Regions from separate parts of the Homo sapiens genome. Here all the other regions are linked to region 1. A link is an interaction called in ENCODE POLR2A ChIA-PET data of the cell type or tissue named here. Cell type or tissue: GM12878. All regions are shown on one strand. Links, peaks and the distances in the headings refer to the core of each region. The heading gives the core; the rest is flanking DNA. Region 1 overlaps RERE (arginine-glutamic acid dipeptide repeats). Region 2 overlaps RERE (arginine-glutamic acid dipeptide repeats). Region 3 overlaps GPR157 (G protein-coupled receptor 157).

The links. ChIA-PET counts read pairs that join two places held together with the same protein. Peaks named below come from ENCODE experiments on the same cell type or tissue, not always from the same donor. Only the 100,000 strongest peaks of a DNase experiment are listed, where the experiment ranks them.
Region 2: POLR2A ChIA-PET joins it to region 1 with 5 read pairs; 3 of 35 experiments call an interaction of 5 or more read pairs at or near these places.
Region 3: POLR2A ChIA-PET joins it to region 1 with 7 read pairs; 1 of 35 experiments calls an interaction of 5 or more read pairs at or near these places.

What each region holds. Positions count from the first base shown.
Region 1 is chr1:8,760,677-8,767,005 of GRCh38, reverse strand. All of the region lies in intron 1 of RERE (arginine-glutamic acid dipeptide repeats), which reads left to right. Among named protein-coding and RNA genes, the nearest start is that of RERE, 54 kb to the left of the region's middle. RefSeq lists an enhancer at 2,886-2,935. In GM12878, for the core only: a CTCF peak has its summit at 2,834 (motif pointing right); DNase peaks (open chromatin) are centred at 2,335 and 2,915; H3K4me3 peaks cover 1,849 bases; H3K27ac peaks cover 3,005 bases.
Region 2 is chr1:8,640,484-8,646,812 of GRCh38, reverse strand. All of the region lies in intron 2 of RERE (arginine-glutamic acid dipeptide repeats), which reads left to right. Among named protein-coding and RNA genes, the nearest start is that of SNORD128, 150 kb to the right of the region's middle. RefSeq lists a silencer at 3,035-3,164. In GM12878, for the core only: no CTCF peak of the experiment used is centred there; a DNase peak (open chromatin) is centred at 3,072; H3K27ac peaks cover 2,756 bases.
Region 3 is chr1:9,119,509-9,125,837 of GRCh38, reverse strand. The region is part of intron 1 of GPR157 (G protein-coupled receptor 157); the gene reads left to right. Among named protein-coding and RNA genes, the nearest start is that of GPR157, 6.4 kb to the left of the region's middle. RefSeq lists enhancers at 3,216-3,716, 3,717-4,217. In GM12878, for the core only: no CTCF peak of the experiment used is centred there; a DNase peak (open chromatin) is centred at 3,527; H3K4me3 peaks cover 1,119 bases; H3K27ac peaks cover 2,062 bases.

The DNA.
Region 1 (6,329 bases), core at 924-5,923:
GTAAAAGAAAAATAATGCAGTTTTTGATACATGTTGATTAATTCAAGTTGAATTCTGTTTAAATATCCAGTTCTACTTATAAACATAACTAACATTAAATTGCATTTTAAAATTAGATAAATGCCCAAGAAAGCTTCCAACAAAACCTTAAAACAAAACCTTCTTAAAACCTTCTCTAAGTCCTTATATAACTTTTGTAAATATAATTAAATTTCACAATATTGTGAATTTTCCTGCTCCCAAACATGTCTTTCTGTGTTTTCCTGTTTTGATAAATGCTACTCAATTTTCTAAGTAAGTAACCCTGGGCTGTGTTGATTCCTTCTCTTCTCCCCACTATATAGAATCAAGTATTGTTTCTTTTTCCTGTATCTCTTATCTCTTCCTAATCCATTACGCTAGTTCAGGCCACTGTCTCTCTCTCTCTCTTTTTTTTCTTTTCTTTTTTTTTTTTTTTTTGCAATGGAGTCTTGCTGTGTTGCCTAGGCTGGAGGGCAGTGGTGTAATCTTGGCTCTTGGCTGACTGCAACCTCCACCTCCTGGGTTCAAGTGATTCTCCCACGTCAGCCTCCTGAGTAGCTGGGATTATAGGTGCGTGCCACTACATCCAGCTAATTTTTTGATTTTTAGTAGAGATGGGGTTTCACCATGTTGGCCAGGCTGGTCTTGAACTCCCGACCTCAAGTGGTCTGCCAGCCTTGGCCTCCCAAGTGCGGGGATTATAGGCGTGAGCCACTGCACCTGGCCACTGTCTCTTGCTTGAATTACTTTATAGATTCCAAACCAGTTGGCATGTTCAAATCCTCTAATTTCTAACAAAATTAGAAATTTTGTTCTTCACTGCTGTAGTCCTTTTGATCTTTTGTTTGTTTTTTCTTTTTGTTGTTGTTGTTTTGAGATGCAGTTTCATTGTTGCCCAGGCTGGAGTGCAGTGTTGCAATCTCAGCTCACTGCAACCTCTGCCTCCCAGGTTCAAGTGATTCTCCTGCCTCAGCCTCCCAAGTAGCTAGGATTACAGGCATGCACCAGCACACTCGGCTAATTTTTTTTTTTTTGAGACGGAGTCTCGCTCTGTCGCCAGGCTGGAGTGCAGTGGTGCGATCTTGACTCACTGCAACCTCCGACTCCCTGGTTCAAGCGATTCTCTTGCCTCAGCCTCCCGGGTAGCCGGGATTGCAGGCACGTGCCACCATGTCCTACTAATTTTTGTATTTTTAGTAGAGACGGGGTTTCACCATGTTGGCCAGGATGGTCTCGATCTCCTGACCTTGTGATCCGCCTGCCTCGGTCTCCCAAAGTGCTGAGATTACAGGTATGAGCTACCTCGCCTGGCATAATTTTGTATTTTTAGTAGAGATGGGGTTTCACCAGGTTGACCTGGCTGGTTTTGAACTCCTGACCTCGGGTGATCCATCCACCTCAGCCTCCCAAAGTGCTGGTATTACAGACATGAGCCACCGCATCCGGCCTTTTGTTTGGTTTTATAACAGCTTTATTGAGATACAATTCACATATCATATAATTTACCTACTTAAATTGTACAATTCAATTGTTTTTTGTGTTCACAGAGTTGTGCAATCATCACTGCAATTTCAGAACATTTAATTATGCCCAGAAGAAATCCTGTATCCATGAGCAGTTACTCCTCATTTCCTCCTCTACTCATCCCCCAGCCCTAAGCAGCCCTTAATCTTCTTTCTGTCTTTATGGATTTGCCTATTCTGGACATTTCACGTTAATTGAATCATGTAGTCTTTTGTAACTGGCTGCTTTGACTTAGTATAATGTTTTCAAGGTTCACCCATGTGGTAGCATAACATCTGTACTTCATTCCCAATAAATGCCAAATCATAGTCCATTGTGTGGCTATGCCACATTTTATTTATTCACTAGTTGATGGACACTTTGAATGGTTCTACTTTTTGGCTGTTAAAAAAATGCTGTTGTGAACGTTCATGTACAAACTTCTGTGAGGATGTGTATTTGCATTTCTCTTGGGGTGACTTCCAAAGCCTAAGAGTGAAATTTTTGGGGGGTATGGAACCTCTGTTTAACATTTTGAGAAACTGACAAACTGTTTTCCAAAGTGGCTACACCATGTTACAATTTTACTAGCAATGCATGAACCTTGCAGTTTTTCCACATTAGCACTAATACTTACTATCTGGGTTTTGGATTGTAGCCATTCTGATGGGTGTGAAGTGGTATCTTACAGTTTTGATTTGCATTTCCCTAATGAGGTTGAGCCTCTGTCTTGTGCTTACTGGCCCTTTGCTTTTTTGGAGCCTTTGATCTTTTAAAAATAGAAATCTGGGTGAATTACGTCCCTGAGTAATGGCTGTGTGGTGAACATTCTTTTCTTCTTAGCCTGGTCACCTCTTGCTTGCTTCAGTTTACAGGTAATTTTCTTCAGGGAGCCTTCCTTGAACCCCGGCTGTTTGCATTCAGCCCACTCTGTTGTTGTGATTGTTTATCTAGACTTCCTTTCTGACCACACTAAGCATAGTTAACAGAGATTATACTTGGCATGGGATTGACTGGATGACTGAATACATAGATGACTGTAGCTTTTTTTTGTTTTTAAACATTTAACTTAAGAAAAAAATTCTGTCTTGGAGTTAGTACCCGAAGCAGTATTTCATGATTTTTGTGTGTTCCTTGTTTCCTCTCATTTTCCCGATGGCACTAAGGCACCTGGCTGGGATCCTATAGAGAGCGACACATTGCAGTTGCTCTCTGCATAGTAAGCTTCCCCCAAGAGTCATAGATGAGGCAAAACCCATGTGTACTCTGAGGCCAGGGCTGAGTGCATAAGGAGCAGCTGCAACTTGCCCTGGGGATATTCTTTGACCTGGAGGAGGCAGTGATGAGGGAAAGGGAAGACAGCGTGGGAACCATCTTGATAAGAAGCATGGGGTTCTGAGAAATAGCCTCCTAGGATTGGTACACTGCAGCTGGTGGCAGAGGTCTTCTTGACCTTGAGTTAGCTTTTTGAGTGAGAATAAATAACAGTCAACTAGCACCTTCACTTCCTGAATTATAGGAGGGACTTTTTTTTTTTTTTTTTAGACGGAGTCTTGATCTGTTGCCAGGCTGGAGTGCAGTGGCGTGATCTCGGCTTACTGCAACCTCTGCTTTCTGGGTTCAAGTGATTCTCCTGCCTCGGCCTCCCGAGTAGTTGGGACTACAGGTGCGCATGCCACCACACCCGGCTAATTTTTGTACTTTTAGTAGAGATGGGGCTTCACCATGTTGGCCAGGATGGTCTCTATCTCCTGACCTCGTGATCCGCCTGCCTCGGCCTCCCAAAGTGCTGGGATTACAGGCATGAGCCACCGTGCCCGGTCTTGTTTTTTGTTTGTTTGTTTTTTGAGACGGAGTCTAGCTCTGTCGCCCAGGTTGGAGTGCAGTGGTTCGATCTTGCCTCACTGCAACCTCTGCCTCCCAGGGTCAAGTGATTCCCCTGCCTTAGCCTCCTGAGTGGCTGGGATTACAGGCGTGCGCCTCCACATCTGGCTGATTTTTTTGTGTTTTTAGTTGAGACGGGGTTTCATTATGTTGGTCAGGCTGGTCTCAAACTCCTGATTTCAAATGATCCATGCGCCTCAGTCTCCCGAAGTGCTGGGATTACAGGTGTGAGCCACTGCGCCCAGCTGGACATCATTTTTAATACTGCATGGAAACTCTTGATTATGGGAGTAGATTTTTTTTCTTTTAGTTTTCAAGAAGTACCTCTTACTTATTTTTTTAAGGACGTCTTATTTCTGAACTGAGAAGTGAATTACACCCTATGATTTTTTGCAGAGTTGTACAAAAACAAATAGAATCTGGATTTGTTCCTATGGTTGTAACTTTACTGAGGTAAATATTATCTTTCTCCATCAAGCTGTCTAGAAATAATCTTCTGTTTTCATTTTCGTCCTCTAAACCTGCTATATATTGCAGATAGGAAATTTCTGAGTCACTGTTTTCTTTTTTAAGCTTACTGGACCCTAACTTCTTTTAGTCTTCCATGCCTAGATTTTTGCTGATTGAGGGACTGTGATAATTTTTTTTTCCTCCTTTGCTCAAGAGTGTGACTTTACTGTAGAAGGCAAAATACTAATTTTCCATGGTCCCAGGTCATTCTGGAATTTTGAGCTCCTAGTCTTCATTTATGTGGTGTAGTTTCTCCATAAGCCTTGCCATAAGGGGAAGAAAAAGAGGAGCTGACCTTATGGTGGAAACATCAATGTTTGGAGAAGAAGTATTGGAGAAATAAGGAGGCTGTTTTAAACAGGGTGGTCATTAAGGTCATCTTGAATCGTTTAGTCCATTATCAGAGGAAAGTCCCCCTGAGGCTTCATCCAGAAGGACCAAAGCTGAGGCCCTAGGAAATGTTCCTGGCCTCAGTGAATAGTAGAGTTAGATGGTGCCTGACCTAGCTAACTGATGCTACTTTTTTTGTCTTCAAATAAAATAAGCACCTTTCTCGGGTATTCTAGGAACCAAAAAGGGCTGGTTTCATGGAAATTATGATTAGTCTTCACAATTTGTATGTTTTAAAAAAATTAAGTAAATGGGCACAAGTTCTTGTGCTGAAAAGCTTGTGTTATAACCGAGAAAGCTGATTTGTAATTTTTTCATTCATTTGTCAAATATTTAAGTACCTACTGTGTGCAAGTATATTTTCACCAGAATTTGTGGGAGACTCACAGTTCAATTAGACATTGAACCTTCTCCTAAGGCGCTTGTCTTCCAGTAGGGTGACGATGCTTGTATGTCAGTACAGGTACTTGTGATAGGAGGCTGAAATTGGTAAGGGTCAAGTGAGGTACTGCTGAAGTTCAGAGGAGGAAGCAATGACCTCTCCTTAGGGGAAGGAGATTACACAAGGTTGCTTGGAGAAGGAGGCATTTGGTCTGAATCTTGAAGGGTTGATTGGTGGGGAATGGAGCCTTTTTGAAGGTGTTCTGATAAAGGAGTGACATGATAGAGTTGTGTTTTAGGATAGCTATTTCTAGTATGTCATGAAAGGAAGAGAGTGAAGACTGGGTGGAAAGTAATGAGAATCTAACCTTTCTTTTTTCTTTTCCTTTTTTTTGAGACAGAGTTTCACTCTTGTTGCCCAGTCTGGAGTGCAATGGCGTGATCTTGGCTCACTGCAACCTCCGCCTCTTGGGTTTAAGTGAGTCTCCTGCCTCAGCCTTCCGAGTAGCTGGGATTACAGGCATGCACCACCACGCCCGACTATTTTTTTGTATTTTTAGTAGAGACGGGGGAGTTTCTCCATGTTGGTCAGGCTGGTCTTGAACTCCTGACCTTAGGTGATCTGCCTGCCTCGACCTCCCAAAATGCTGGGATTACAGGCATGAGCCACCATGCCCGGCCGAGAATCTAACCTTTCTAACTGTAGGGGAAATGAAGAGGTATGACAGATGGGAGACGTTGTAGAGGTAGAATTAGTTGGATTTGGCAACTGTTAGAACAAGGCATATAGTCTTACATGTGGGGGAGGTGTGAAGCATAGGTAATTTGCATTACACCTGTGCCATTAAAAAATTGGGAACACAGGAGGACAAACTGATTTGAGGAAGAAGATGCTAATAAATACAGCTTTTTATTGAGATGAGTGATTTTTGTCATTAGGCAGATGGAAATATTTAATATCTTGAGAAGTCATCAAGGTTAAGATGGAGATACTGAGAATGGGGTAGTTGAAGCCCCGAGGTGGAATAAAATTGCCAAAGGATTTAGTGTCAGATGTATCTTTTCCAAGTTTGTCACATTGCAAAACCTGAAAATCCTCCAGTTTTAGGACAGGATTGCTCTGGTGTTGTTTAAAGAACTCAGATTCTTCCTTTGAGTTTTTATTTCTCTTTGAGGTTCTTTCATTTTGATTCTCATTTTGGTAAGACGGTAAAGCATAATGGTTCCGAGTCTGAGCTTGAGAACAGAAGGATTGGGTTTGAATCCTTGTTCTGCCACCTCTCTGTCCTGTAATCCTGTTAGAGTTATGGAACGTCTTTGTGCCTCCATTTCCTTGTCTATATAATGGAGCTGATAATAGCTAAATGATAGGGTTGTTTATACATTAGTGGGATAATGTATGAAAATAATTTAGCCTGGCACATGGAACATAAGAAGTGCTCCATAAATGGTAGCTAATGTTGCCCTGAGAGTCTTGCTGGCTCCACTGCTTCTAATCCTAGAGTGTAGAGCTTCTCTTTTTAAATATAAAATTGTACAAAGTGTTTTGTTTTCATTTAGCATAACTGACACTGGCTGGATTTTCAAAGAATTTAACTTAGTATTAATATTAGTATTCCAAGGGAATAATTATAGTAAAT
Region 2 (6,329 bases), core at 675-5,674, 120 kb after region 1:
AAGGATCTGTTTCAAGCCTCTGTCCTTGCTTACAGTAGTTTGCTGCTTTGTGGCAGCGTAGTGGTGATCTTTCATAGCATTCTCTTTGTGTACATATCTCTGTGTCTATCTACATTTTTCCTTTTTGTAAGGATGCCAGTCATATTGGATTAGGGCTCACCTTACTTAATGTTAACTAATCACACCTACAGTGTAATTATATTTTCATGTGTCCTTATTTTAGTTACATTGGCAATGATGACCCTGTTTTTTTTTTGTTTGTTTGTTTTTTTTTGAGTGGCGGGGAAGGGTCTCACTCTGTTGTCCAGACAACAGTGCAGTGACATGAACACGGCTTACTGAAGCCTTGAACTCCCGAGCTCAAGTGGTCCTCCTGCCTCAGCCTCTCAAGTAGCTGGAACTACAGGTGCACGGCACTGTGCCCAGCTAGTTTCTAATTTTTTTTTAGAGAAGGGATCTTGTTTTGTTGTCTAGGCTGGTCTTGAACTCCTGGACTCAAGCCAGGAGTCTTGCCTCAGCATCTCAAAGTGTTGAGATTACGGGCATGAGCCACTGTGCCTGGCCTTACCTGTTCTTTAATAAGGTCACATTCTGAGCTATTGGGAGTAAAGACTTCAACATACGAATTTTGGGAAGGACAAACTCATCCTGTAACAGGCAGGAAGAGCTTTGTTGTTAGGTAGACTCAGGTTCAGGTGTTTCACATTTGAGAGCTTTGTTGTTAGGTAGACTCAGGTTCAGGTGTTTCACATTTGAGTGACATCTCCTCAGTTCTCTTAGTTGTATGTCTTTGGAACAGTTGGGAAAATGTAGTTCTTATTTTCAGTCACATTATAGTGAACTTTTAGTTATGGATTACATTAGTTAACTTTTAATTTCTTCTGTTTCTTTTGAAATTTTATTTCATCTTTTAGTTGATTGCCTTTTCATGTATATTAGGAAGTTATTCAAATTCCACGTATGTGAAAGACAATTCTTTAGCACATAAAAACTTATTACTTCGTGAGGATAGAGGAAAGAGAAAATACTAAAGTTATTCTAATTAGAGAAATGGGAAGTGATATTTGAGACAAATTAATCATATCTTTTTTGATTTTATAGGGAAAGGATCATTAAGTATCATGAAACCTGTACTGTAGTTGTTCTCTGCACCAAGCATTGGCCACAGATTGGCATCCCATGGGAGTTGGTTAGAAATGCAGAATCTCAGATTCCGCCCCCAATCTGCTGAATCAAAATCCATGTTTTATATAATAAGATGTCCAGGTGATTTAAACACACGTTTAGATTTGAGAGTCACTAATCACTCATTAGTGCTTCCCAGTCTTTTTCAAGCTAACGCAGATATAAAATGAGTCCATTGCATGAGGTGAGAGGATTAGTACCCAGCATGCTTGTCACTTACCTGTGGCAGACTACAAATTAGGCAGATCAAAAATTAGAGAAAAAATATGTGATTTCATGGCTTGAGATTTTGACGTTAAAATATGATGCATGCAGTTCAAGAAGAACAGAGGTGGCTGCAGAATTACATTCTGGCCAAATTATTGGGAATAATTTGCATCTTCTAAAGTGCCTGATTGCAAAGGGCACTGTGAACTTGGCTGTAAATAGTAAGGGAGCTACAACATGGGTGACAACCAGTTTTAAAGCACCTTCTATCTACTGGATTTGCTTTGAGTGTGTAATTTCTAGTCCTTAGAAAATTCCTATACAACCTAGACATTGTTTCCCTGCTGTACAGATGAGGAAACAAAGACATGGAGGCCAAAGTCACACAGCTGGTTTGTAAAATGGTATGGGCCTGTGAGAACTGGTTAAAGCCAAGAATGAACGGACATTTGCATAAAACCCTGAAGAGAATACAAAAAACAAATAACCTGTGTGGAAGAAAAAAGAAGAGATAGACTGATTTCTTCGAAAATGCAAGTGATATAATTACTTTGCTCTTTTTCTCTTTTCTCCTTTTACTCCTAAAATTATTTATAGCTCTCCTGTTGCCAAAAATTGTATGTCTAGTCAGGCACAGTGGTGAGCATCTGTAGTCCCAGCTCCTCAGGAGACTGAGTTGGCAGGATCACTTGAGCCCAGAAGTTTGAGGCTAGCCTGGGCAACATAGTCCATAAGGAAACTATGGGAAGTAAGCTGAGAAGGTGAGTAGTAAATTGTTCAAGAATACATAGGCTAATGGTGATTACTGGATTTTGAACCCTAAGTAACTGAAAGAGAAATACACATTTTTCTATGATCTAATAAAAAGCAAGCATGTTGTATGCATGAAAAGTTTTTTGATGCAAGGTGGTGTACATTGATCACATAACACAAAGGGCAATGTGTTGTTAGAGTGGCTCACATAATTACAGGCTTCCCCCATAATGGTTGGGAAGCTGGAAAAAAGCCTCCAAAACCTACTTGGAACGAGAGCGTTCAGGTACTTGGTTGGCGGGAACTACTGACCGTTCCAACCACATGCTATAACTGGAATAGGGCCCTTCAGGATCTTCCTGTCCTTGCTGTCACTCAGCTCAAGATTCACAGTTCCAAAAGAGTAAATATAGTATGTCTACCTTGAATTGCATGCACATGTCTTGTATAAAAAAAGACAGAAACCTGGATTGATTGCTTTCCCAAGCCTGCACATGATGGGGCTAAAGTTATTCCCCACAATGAGCTTGGGAAGCAGTTTGGTAGGGGAAATAGATGTGGGCTGGCCATGAGACCTTGTTATTGCATATGGATATTTAGCAATAGTTTGTTTTGCTTTGTGTGTGATAGGTAAGTAAATAGAACAGTGAGGTCAATAGAATGTGCACTTTATGCTGGTTCATGTGCAACTTTTGCTAGGCAAGAGGAGTGTGACCAGATGGAATAGAATTATAATATATACTTTAATGGTATAATGTGGGATTGTATTTTAGCAGGAAAGGAAAAAAATAGGTGAGAATTTAAACTTTCACTCTGGCTGTTGCATCAGCAGGAGCTTTCTCATTTCTATTGAAAATGAAATGAAAAATGAACACCTGTCCCCTGGGGTTCCCTCCCCAGAGAGGCACACGCTAACATTATGCTCTGTGGCAGGTTGCCCTGTCTGCTGTGCTCACCTTCACAAAAACCCCCAGATTACTGCATTGTTTTGGTGCCTTCAAGCCAGCATCTGTTGTTTTCATGTATTCTCAGTATCACCTTTGGCAGCGTGCAGCCACTCTTGGGTAACTGCCTGGGTTTCTTATTTCTTAAGTATTGATTTTTAACAAAATAGCCATCTGATTTCAGAGTTGCATAGGGTTTGAGTAGTCTGCTTTTTACCCTGTATTTTACGTAAGTCCTTTCATTTTTAGTGAACATTTTTGCTGAATATGTGGTCTTCCCAGTAACATATATTGTGTTATAGCAGAAATATCTACATAAGAAGCAGTGAACCACAGTGTGTTCAAAAACTGTGTTCCAGAGGAAACAGAAATGTTCTTTAGGTGGCTGTTTAAAAATTGGGCTCAATAATGAGCAAAAACATGTTGAAAGGTCAATCTTTGAAGGTATTTTTATGAGCAATTAATGATCAGATTCAGGAATGCAGCCTGGTGATGACCTACTCATGGATTCCACTCTTCTACCTCTTAACTTTCCACCTTCCTGGGGCCAATTGATCCAGAAATTGTTTGAGCCCACTAGGATTTTCAATTCTTGGATCCCCCCACCTTTCACAGTCACTCACACCCATGGCATCTTCCATTTCCATTTCTGTTGTGTGTCTTTTTCCATGCTGGTTGGTTCCAGCAGGACAGGGATCTTTTTCCCCGATGTATCCCAGGTACTTGGAAAAGTGTCTAGCACATTCTAGGCACTTACTCATTCCCTAGATACCTATTAGCGCAGGCAGAGTTAGCTGCTAGATGTGAGTGCTTAGCCCTAGGTGCCTCTCTTGGGTAGCATTGTCTCAGCTGTTCTTCCTTTAGCAGTTGAGTAGGAGACATGTGCACAGAGCAGTTGATGGGAGGACTTTTTGGGAAGAGTCCTTAAGATTGATATTTATATGCAGAAATGACTGTCCAGAAGGTTTACCTAGGTTTAAAAAAATTGATATTCAATTTGTTAAAGTTGCAAATTGAAGGACACTGTTACACTTTTTAAAAAATTCAGCTTATAAATCTCATTTATAAATTAAACATTTTAATCACTTTTAAGGGATTTTGAATTACAAATTAGTCTTGTTTATAAACTCGTTAATATCTTCAACATTTAAGCTTGCCTTTACTAATTTAATATTTGGTTTCTATTTTTAAAAAGTCTATTAACACAAACCTCAAGTACTTAACTCTTCTTATAAGTTAATTAGACTTACAAGTGAAACAGCCCTAAAAAATTCTCTTAGATGTTTCAGTGTTGTGCATAAACTTCCTTAGGTTTCATCTTGACCACAAATCTGAATCAGTTACACAGAGGGAGAAAGGACAGCATAATCTAGTACCCCACTGCTGGTGGGTTAACGTGGAGTAGAGGACAGCCTCTGTGCCTTTGTCTTTTCATCAATAAAATGGGGATAAGAGTACCTACCTCCAGAATTGTGATGGGGATTAAATAAGTATATACACAAGCACATAGGTGCGGAACTCAGAAAGGGCCAGTCCTATATTAAAATCCTTGTTAAGTGTTACTGTTTTAGATTGGGGTTTTAGATTGGGGTTACAAGGCCAGTTTCTAACAGACCAAATTCTTTCAACTATAAAATTATTTAAAATATAAAATATATCCTGATTTTTTGACCCCCAAAATGTTAATACGATACTTTTGATTCTGTTAAATCCTTCTGCACTTTTCTAGATCTTCACAGAGATAAAAGATGTATATTAAGTTAAGGAAGTGAACTGCCACCCTAGTTAATTTGATTACTTAATTTTTAATCCTCCTTGGTTTGAAAGATAGTTGCTAAGTCTCCATTATCAAAACTCCAAAAGGGGATGGCTCCTGGCCTCACGTGATCTAATTCTGAATGAGGAAAGACAGTGAATTACTTAAGGTGTCGCCATGATAAACTAGGGTAAATCATGAATATTTTCAGAGATGTTACTGCCTCACAGTTGTATGATATGTTCTGTGAGTCTTATTGGTTGGTTGTAAAAGCAAGCTGACAGCCTTCAGAAGACCTTCTTTGTTCAGCACAGAACCTGGAGGTACTTGATTAATTCAGTAGTGTGTGGAGAGAAACAGTGGGGCAAGGAGTTCTTTGGTTTGACTCTCCAAGCCAGATGCTAAAATCAGTCCGGAGGACTGTGACAGAGTTCCAATCACAGTGCAACAAGATTTATATTTACCTAGAATCTAATTGGACTGAGATTTCCTGCAGTTATATTAAAATCCTCTGTCCTTTTTTCTTAGTGAGCAAGCATTTGAACTCCTAAGCTCTGGAGATTTAGCTTTAGCTGGCTCAATTAATTGTTAAATGTTCCCCTTATTATAATTATACATAGATGCCTTACTTTGTAGTAGCTAAGAAAATTGCTGAAAGAGTTGTTTAATCTGTTATACTCTATCAGTTTTGTAAAAAGCTCTGTTTAAAGGGAAACTATTTTCATTTGAAGTGGCATGGTGGTATTTGAGTTGGATAACGTAATTTAAATGGAAATGCAGGAATTTGGCTCTTTTTCTTGACAGAGATTGGCTTGTATTTGACATTGACCCATGTGTTTGTCATCTTTCCAGATATTGCCTTCTATTTATTCTGACAGCTTCACCAGCTGAGAAAACCAGACTTTCCAAAATTAAAAATACTGTCTATGAAGATGGAGCAGTGTATTTTGTTTGTTAAATTACTTTAAAATGTATGTGGACAAGAGTGATTTGTTGTTTTAAAAAGTTTTAAATACTGCAGAATAGATGGCTGTGCATGAATTTTACTTTGGAGCTATGTGAATACCCTAAATACTAGAAAAAGTGAGGATAAATGCTTCACTATTTTACTCCTTCCTTAGTATTAGTCTGAGTTTTATAATGCGTATTGTAAGTACCAGAGATAGATGGGAGAAGGTAAGTTAGTCACTTCATTCTTTTAAGTGAATGCTTAAATGCCTGGAAATGGGTAAATTTCTAGTCACTTTACCAAGTCCATTGAATTCATACATAATGACTATTTGTCATTATATATGCATTAAATATCCAGTACCTTTAAGTCTTTTTCATTATTTCACCATTAAAAATGTACTCAAGCTAATTAGGCATCATAGTATATGTTACATATGAAAGATACTCCACCACTGTTCACTCATTTAACCCCTAAATGTGTTTTCTGACTTACATCTCTAGATTTCCCTATTCAGTTATGTTTGCAAGGAATG
Region 3 (6,329 bases), core at 722-5,721, 360 kb before region 1:
AAAGCCTAGTCTAATGAGATAATCTAAAATATGTACAAAGCTGTATGTACGAAGGTGTTTGTGAGGCACTTATGGTGAGAATTTGGAAGTGACCTCAAGGTCCAACAGTGGGGGAACAGGAAGTTAAGAGTCTACCCTCCCCTTCTGAAATGGTATGCAGCTCTTTGATACTGGTTTTGAATTCTGTAAGTCATTTTTTTAAATGATATGATTCAATGCGAAGTGACAGAAACCATCGCTAACACTGATTACAGCCACATAAAGGCAGGAGGTTAGAGAGAATCCTGCACGTGCACAAGTTCCCAGGAGAGCACCTGCGTGGCCCCCTTTACAGAGAGAGGAGGGCAGTTTAGACCTCATCCTCAGGAAATCACATTTCAGCATGAGCTGTGTCTGGCCCCTGATGTTTGCAGAGTGCTGTTCCATTCATTAGCTCACTAATCACCAATAACCCAACAGGGCCAGGAGTGGTAGCTCACACCTGTAATCCCAGCACTTTGGGAGGCTGAGGCAGGAGGATCACTTCAGCCCAGGAGGTTGAGGCTGCAGTGAGCCGAGACCACCACTGCATTCCAGCCGGAGTGACAGAGTGAGACCTGTCTCAAAAAAAAAGAAAAAGAAAAAAAAAGTAACCCAACAGAATGGATGGGTGGGGTGATTACCCTCATAGCAGATGTGATGGCCCAGGGCTACATAGCTAGTAAGGTATTGTGGGATCTGGCCAGCAGCCGGCAATGCAATGGGGCTCTCTCTTTGTTCCCAGGCAGATCGGCAGGTCAAGAAATAATAGACACACACAAGATAGTGAAAGCTGGGTCCAACAGGGGGGTCGCCCGCGGTGCCAACAATGCACTGGATATACCAGCATTTATTATTAAGTTTAGTGAGGGCGGGGGTAGGTTAGTGAGGGATTTAGGGTCATTTGATTATGAGGTGAGACGGTCACATGGTGATGAAGTAATTCTTTAACATAACATCTGTATGCAGAAGTACAGTATACAGGGATAAGAATTTACAATATAGTGTGTGCATCAGTAATTTCTAACAGAGCCTTAAAACAGAAATACAGTCTTTCCATAACCTATGATTAGCAAGATATTAATCAGCAGTAACAGTTGCAGCAAAAGCTGGTTACAAACAATCCATAGCAACGGGAGGTGAAGCTAGACAACCAGTTAGACCAGAAATTCTCAGAAGGGAGTATGCCATAACCCTAAAGAGGCCTAGAAGAGCCGTGGGGTGTTTATAGGTGAGGGCGTTTATAGCCCTATGTTGTCCATATGGACAGGCACACCCCATGAGTCCGTTTATAGGCTCTCCACAAGGGTCGCATTCCATTCCCAGAGCTATGAACATCTGCTTTTCTGGGATAGGAATCTTGGTGATGTGAAACCTCCCTGACTGCACGTCCATTCATAGGCTCTCTGCAGGGGGAAGCACATCACGCGCTGTTGGCTCATTCTGGCAGTCCAACCTGGCATTGTCTTTACACAATCCTGCATGCAATTTTGTATTTACAATAATCAGGAGCATTTCATCTTTTATGCCATACCAATAGTTTCAGGGAGTCTCCCTTCAGTAAAGGAGAGGCTCAGAGTTAGAATCTACTTCTGACCCAGTCCAAGACTCCTTTTAGGAGTCTATGTTGTCTTTTGGCTGTAACAGGTTTTAAAAACTGAGATACAATTTCAACAATAATTTATTTTTAGGTTGGGCACAGTGGCTCACGCCAGTAGTCCCAGCAGTTTGGGAGGCTGAGGTGGATGGATTACTTGAGCCCAGGAGTTTGAGACCAGCCTGGGCAACATGGCAAAATCCTGTCTCTACAAAAAATTTAAAAAATTAGCCGAGTGTGGTGGTGTGCGGCTGCAGTCCCAGCTCCTCAGGAGGCTGAGATGAGAGGATCACTTAAGCCCAGGAGGCAGAGGTTGCAGTGAGCTGAGATTGTGCCATTGTACTCCAGCCTGGGTGACAGAGCAAGACCCTATCTCAAAACAATTAAAATTAAATATTTGTATATATATTTAATATTATATATATATAATATTAAATATATATTTAATATTAAATATATATAATATTAAATATATAATATTAAATATATATTTAAAATTATATATAAATACATATTTAAAATTAAATATATATTAAATATATATTTAATATTAAATATATATTTAATATATATTTAATATTAATGTATATTTAAAATATATTTAATTTTAAATATATATTAAATATACATTAATATTAAATATATATTTAAAATATATTTAAATATATATTTAAATTAGATATATTTAAATATATATTTAAATTAAATATATATTTTGAATATATAATTTATATATTTTTAAAATATATATTTAAATTAAATATATATTTTAATATGTATTTAAATTAAATATATATATTTTAATATGTATTTAAATTAAATATATATTTAAATTAAATATATATATTTAATTTAAATATATATTTAAATTAAATATATATATTTAAATTAAATATATATATTTTAATATATATTTAAATTAAATATATATTAATTTAAATATATATTTAAATATATATATTTAAATATATATTTAAATTAATATATATTTAAATATATATTTTAATAAATATATATATAAATTTTATTTATATATATATATATATATTTTTTTTTTTTCCCACCCAAGACAGTTTCACTCTTGTTGCCCAGGCTGGGGTACAATGGTGCGATCTCTCGGCTCACTGCAACCTCCACCTCCCGTGTTCAAGTGACTCTCCTGCCTCAGCCTTCCAAGTAGCTGGGATGACAGGCATGCGCCACCATGCCTGGCTAATTTGGTATTTTTAGTAGAGATGGGGTTTCACCGTGTTGCTCAGGCTGATCTCAAACTCCTGACCTCAAGTGATCCACCCACCTCAGCCTCCCAAAGTGCTGGGATTACAGGTGTGAGCCACCGCAGCTGGCCTTTATTGAGATTTTTGTCCGTGGACTAACAGTGTCCCTGATAGCAAAGGAAAATCTTGGCTTGTATGTTGACTTAATTTTCATATATCTTTATTCTCCTTCCATCTGAAACAGTTCTCCCACCTTTCTTGGTGTTTTATGATACTGACATTTTTGAAGAGTACAGTCCCGGTATTTTATAGAAAGCCTCTCAATTTGGGTTTGTCTGGTGCTTCCTCATAAGTGGGTTCAGGTTGTGCATGTTTGGCAGGATATCCCAGAAACATGTTTTTCTCATTGCTTTCTACCTGGTGGCCAGCAACTTGGACATATTCCCTTACTGGTGATGTTAACTCTCATCACTGGGCTAAGGTGATATCTGCCAAGTTCCTGCACTGCAAGTTAACTCTTTTCCCTTTTGTAGTTAAGAAGTGTCTTGCTGAGAGACAACGGTGGCTCGAAAGCCTATCACGTCTCCAGCTTTCACCCAAGCGTTTCGTGTCCACTGATTCTGACAGCATTTTGAATTTTTTGGTGGCAGTTGCTTTTTTAAGGTTGTGTGAGATACTCAATGTTCAGGGGAAGTCCCTGTGTTTAAGAAGTCCCTTTCTACTCTGTCTTAGCTGGTGAGGCGGCTCCCACAGACGTCCTTGTCTTTGACTTTCATGTGGTGTGCCTGAGTGGCTGTGTGTTTACCACGCCCACCTGAGGGAGGCCAGAGCTGCTGTGGAGGGGGTCATTTCCCCACCTCCCACATAAGGGGACCTGCCTTTCCAAGAGTGGCGCAGCCCTTCCTCCCCTCACGGTGGTGGGCGCCAGCGTGATGCCAGACCAGGGTCAGCAGGGGTGAGGTGACCACCCCCTCCACCAGGACCTCCATGGGGCCAGGCATCAGCTGTATGGCCTGTGAGCATAGGGGGGCTGCTAAAGGGTCGGGACAGCTCATTTGGGGGTCAGAAGGAAGCGTCCTGGCCGAGCCGGTTCATCTCGGGAATCTCTGAGTTTCTTCTGGCCCCGCTGAGCTGGGGGCAGGTGTGGGTATGACTCCAGCAGGGTCTAGCCCCCGTGCCTCTCACACACACGTTCATCCACCCTCTAGGGTTACAGAGGAAGCAAGAGTCTGTGACCCCCCATGTTTGCCATAAAAACCCTGCTCTGGGGGCAGTGGGAAGTCCCAACGTAGCAAAAAGGGGAAACCTGGGCCTGGAGCTGGAAGGTTGTCAGAGTTCTCTAATTTGTTTTTTGTTTGTTTGTTTTGAGATGGAGTCTAGCTCTGTCACCCAGGCTGGAGTGAAGTGGCGCAATCTCGGCTCACTGCAGCTTCCACTTCCTGGGTTCAAGCCATTCTCCTGCCTCAGCCTCCCATGTAGCTGGGAATACAGGCGTACACCACCACGTCTGGCTAATTTTTTTGTATTTTTAGTAGAGACGGTGTTTTACCCTGTTGGCCAGGCTGGTCTCAAACTCCTGACCTCAAATGATCCACCTGCCTCGGCCTCCCTAAGTTCTGGGATTACAGGTATGAGCCACCACACCTGGCCTGTTTTGTTTTGTTTTGTTTTTTTGAGACAGAGTCTGGCTCTGTCACCCAGGCTGGAGTGCAGTGGTGTGATCTCTACTCAGTACAGCCTCTATCTCCCAGGTTCAAGCGATTCTCCTGCCTCAGCCTCCCAAGTAGCTGGGATCACAGGCGTGCGCCACCACTCCCGGCTAATTTTGTATTTTTAGTAAAGACGGGATTTTACCATGTTGGCCAGGCTGGTCTCGAACTCCTGACCTCATGTGATCCAGCCACCTCGCCCTCCCAAAGTGCTGGGATTACAGGCGTGAGCCACCGCACCTGGCCTGAGTTCTCTAATTTGAAACGAGCTCACCGTGGCACTGCAAGGACAAGCCAGTGGCAGAGCTGGCCCGTCTCCCCAGGCAGTGGCATCTGAATGAGGGATGGATGCAGTGGCCACATGAATAGTACCCCATGTCGGCCACTACTCCTGAAAATATCAATCATTGAACTGGTTTCGTTTATTTCCCCATAAAAGTTTTCTGAGGTGACTGGTGAAGGTGGCAGCGCTGTGTCCCTGTGTGCAGCAGGAAGCTCATGGCAGAGCGCTGAGCACCAGCAACTTGGCAGGAGGTGTGAGAACTCAGGCTGCCCATCCCTGAGCTGAGGGCTACAGACGGTGGCACTAGGGCATGAGTGTGCATCTGCGAGTTCCTTTAGACATTCCTCTCCCCTTCTGCAGTTAAAGCTGCAGAGTGACCTCGTGGTAGCCTGGCCTAGGGGCTGACTCCCTGAACTTCTCCCAAGTCCTGACCCTTCTGCCGCTGGAGCTGGACAATAAGTGTCCATTGTTCCCAGGGAAGAAACCTCCAGGCAGCCTCTCACCAGGCCTCACTCCCTACAGCTGGGCTTCCCCCAGCCCTGCTCTGTCCTGAGGTTTTTAAATTGGCATATTGTTGCACAAGAGTTTGGTTCTCAAAGCGTTTTCTGAGTTATGTTAACATCCCCAGGTCTCATGGTACCTACACCAGGCATTGTGTTTGGCCCAGAGAAGGGACCTGCTTGTTTTCCTCCTGGCAGGTGCCAGCCCCCAGAGATCTGTAGGAAGGATGAAGTTTGGGGTGGGGAAAAGGTACAGGAATCCCAGGGTGGGGGCAGGTGATTGAGCAGACTCTGCCTTGAGCCCCCTTCAGTCTAACCTCTGACCCCTTCCTGGCAGCAGGGATGGCATCCTAAGGGTCTTTGAAAACCAGTGGGCTGCTTTTCAATATAACTGTCCATTTGTGTGTGAAGTGGAGGTGTGTCTCCCTGTCTGCAGGTGCCCCCACCCTGACTCTGGTGGGGACAGGTTCCAGGAACCACACAACAGAAGATCCCCGGTTGGGCAGCGCTGGGAACTCCCAAGGACCCGCTCTGAAGGGCAGGGAAACCGAGAGCATTGCTGTCCTGGGGACAAGTGGCCTGCCTGTGGTCATCTGACCGACACCACGACACCACGCAGGGGAATTCAGGTCTCGCAGATGGTTTATTCACTGCTTGGCTAATCCCCGGCAGTACTTCCACTTCCTTTCTCTGGAGGACACTTAAAAGGTGTTGAGTTCCAAAAAGGGCTAAGCTCCTGACAAGTATGAATGGCTTTTTGTCATTTTCTCCTCCATGAGCTGGTGGAGGGTCCCGGCCCAGCTTTGCCAATCTGGGCATTGTGGGGGTAGGGAGTTTCCAAGTCATCCCTGACCTCTGAGATTGGGGGCCCTAGGAGCTGGGATAGTACCGCCTGCCAGGACACATGTCTCTCCCGCCTAGTCTGTAGAAAGCCTCAGGCTGCCCTAACAAAGTACCACAGCCTGGGGGCTTAGACAACAGAAATTTATTTTCTCACAGTTTTGG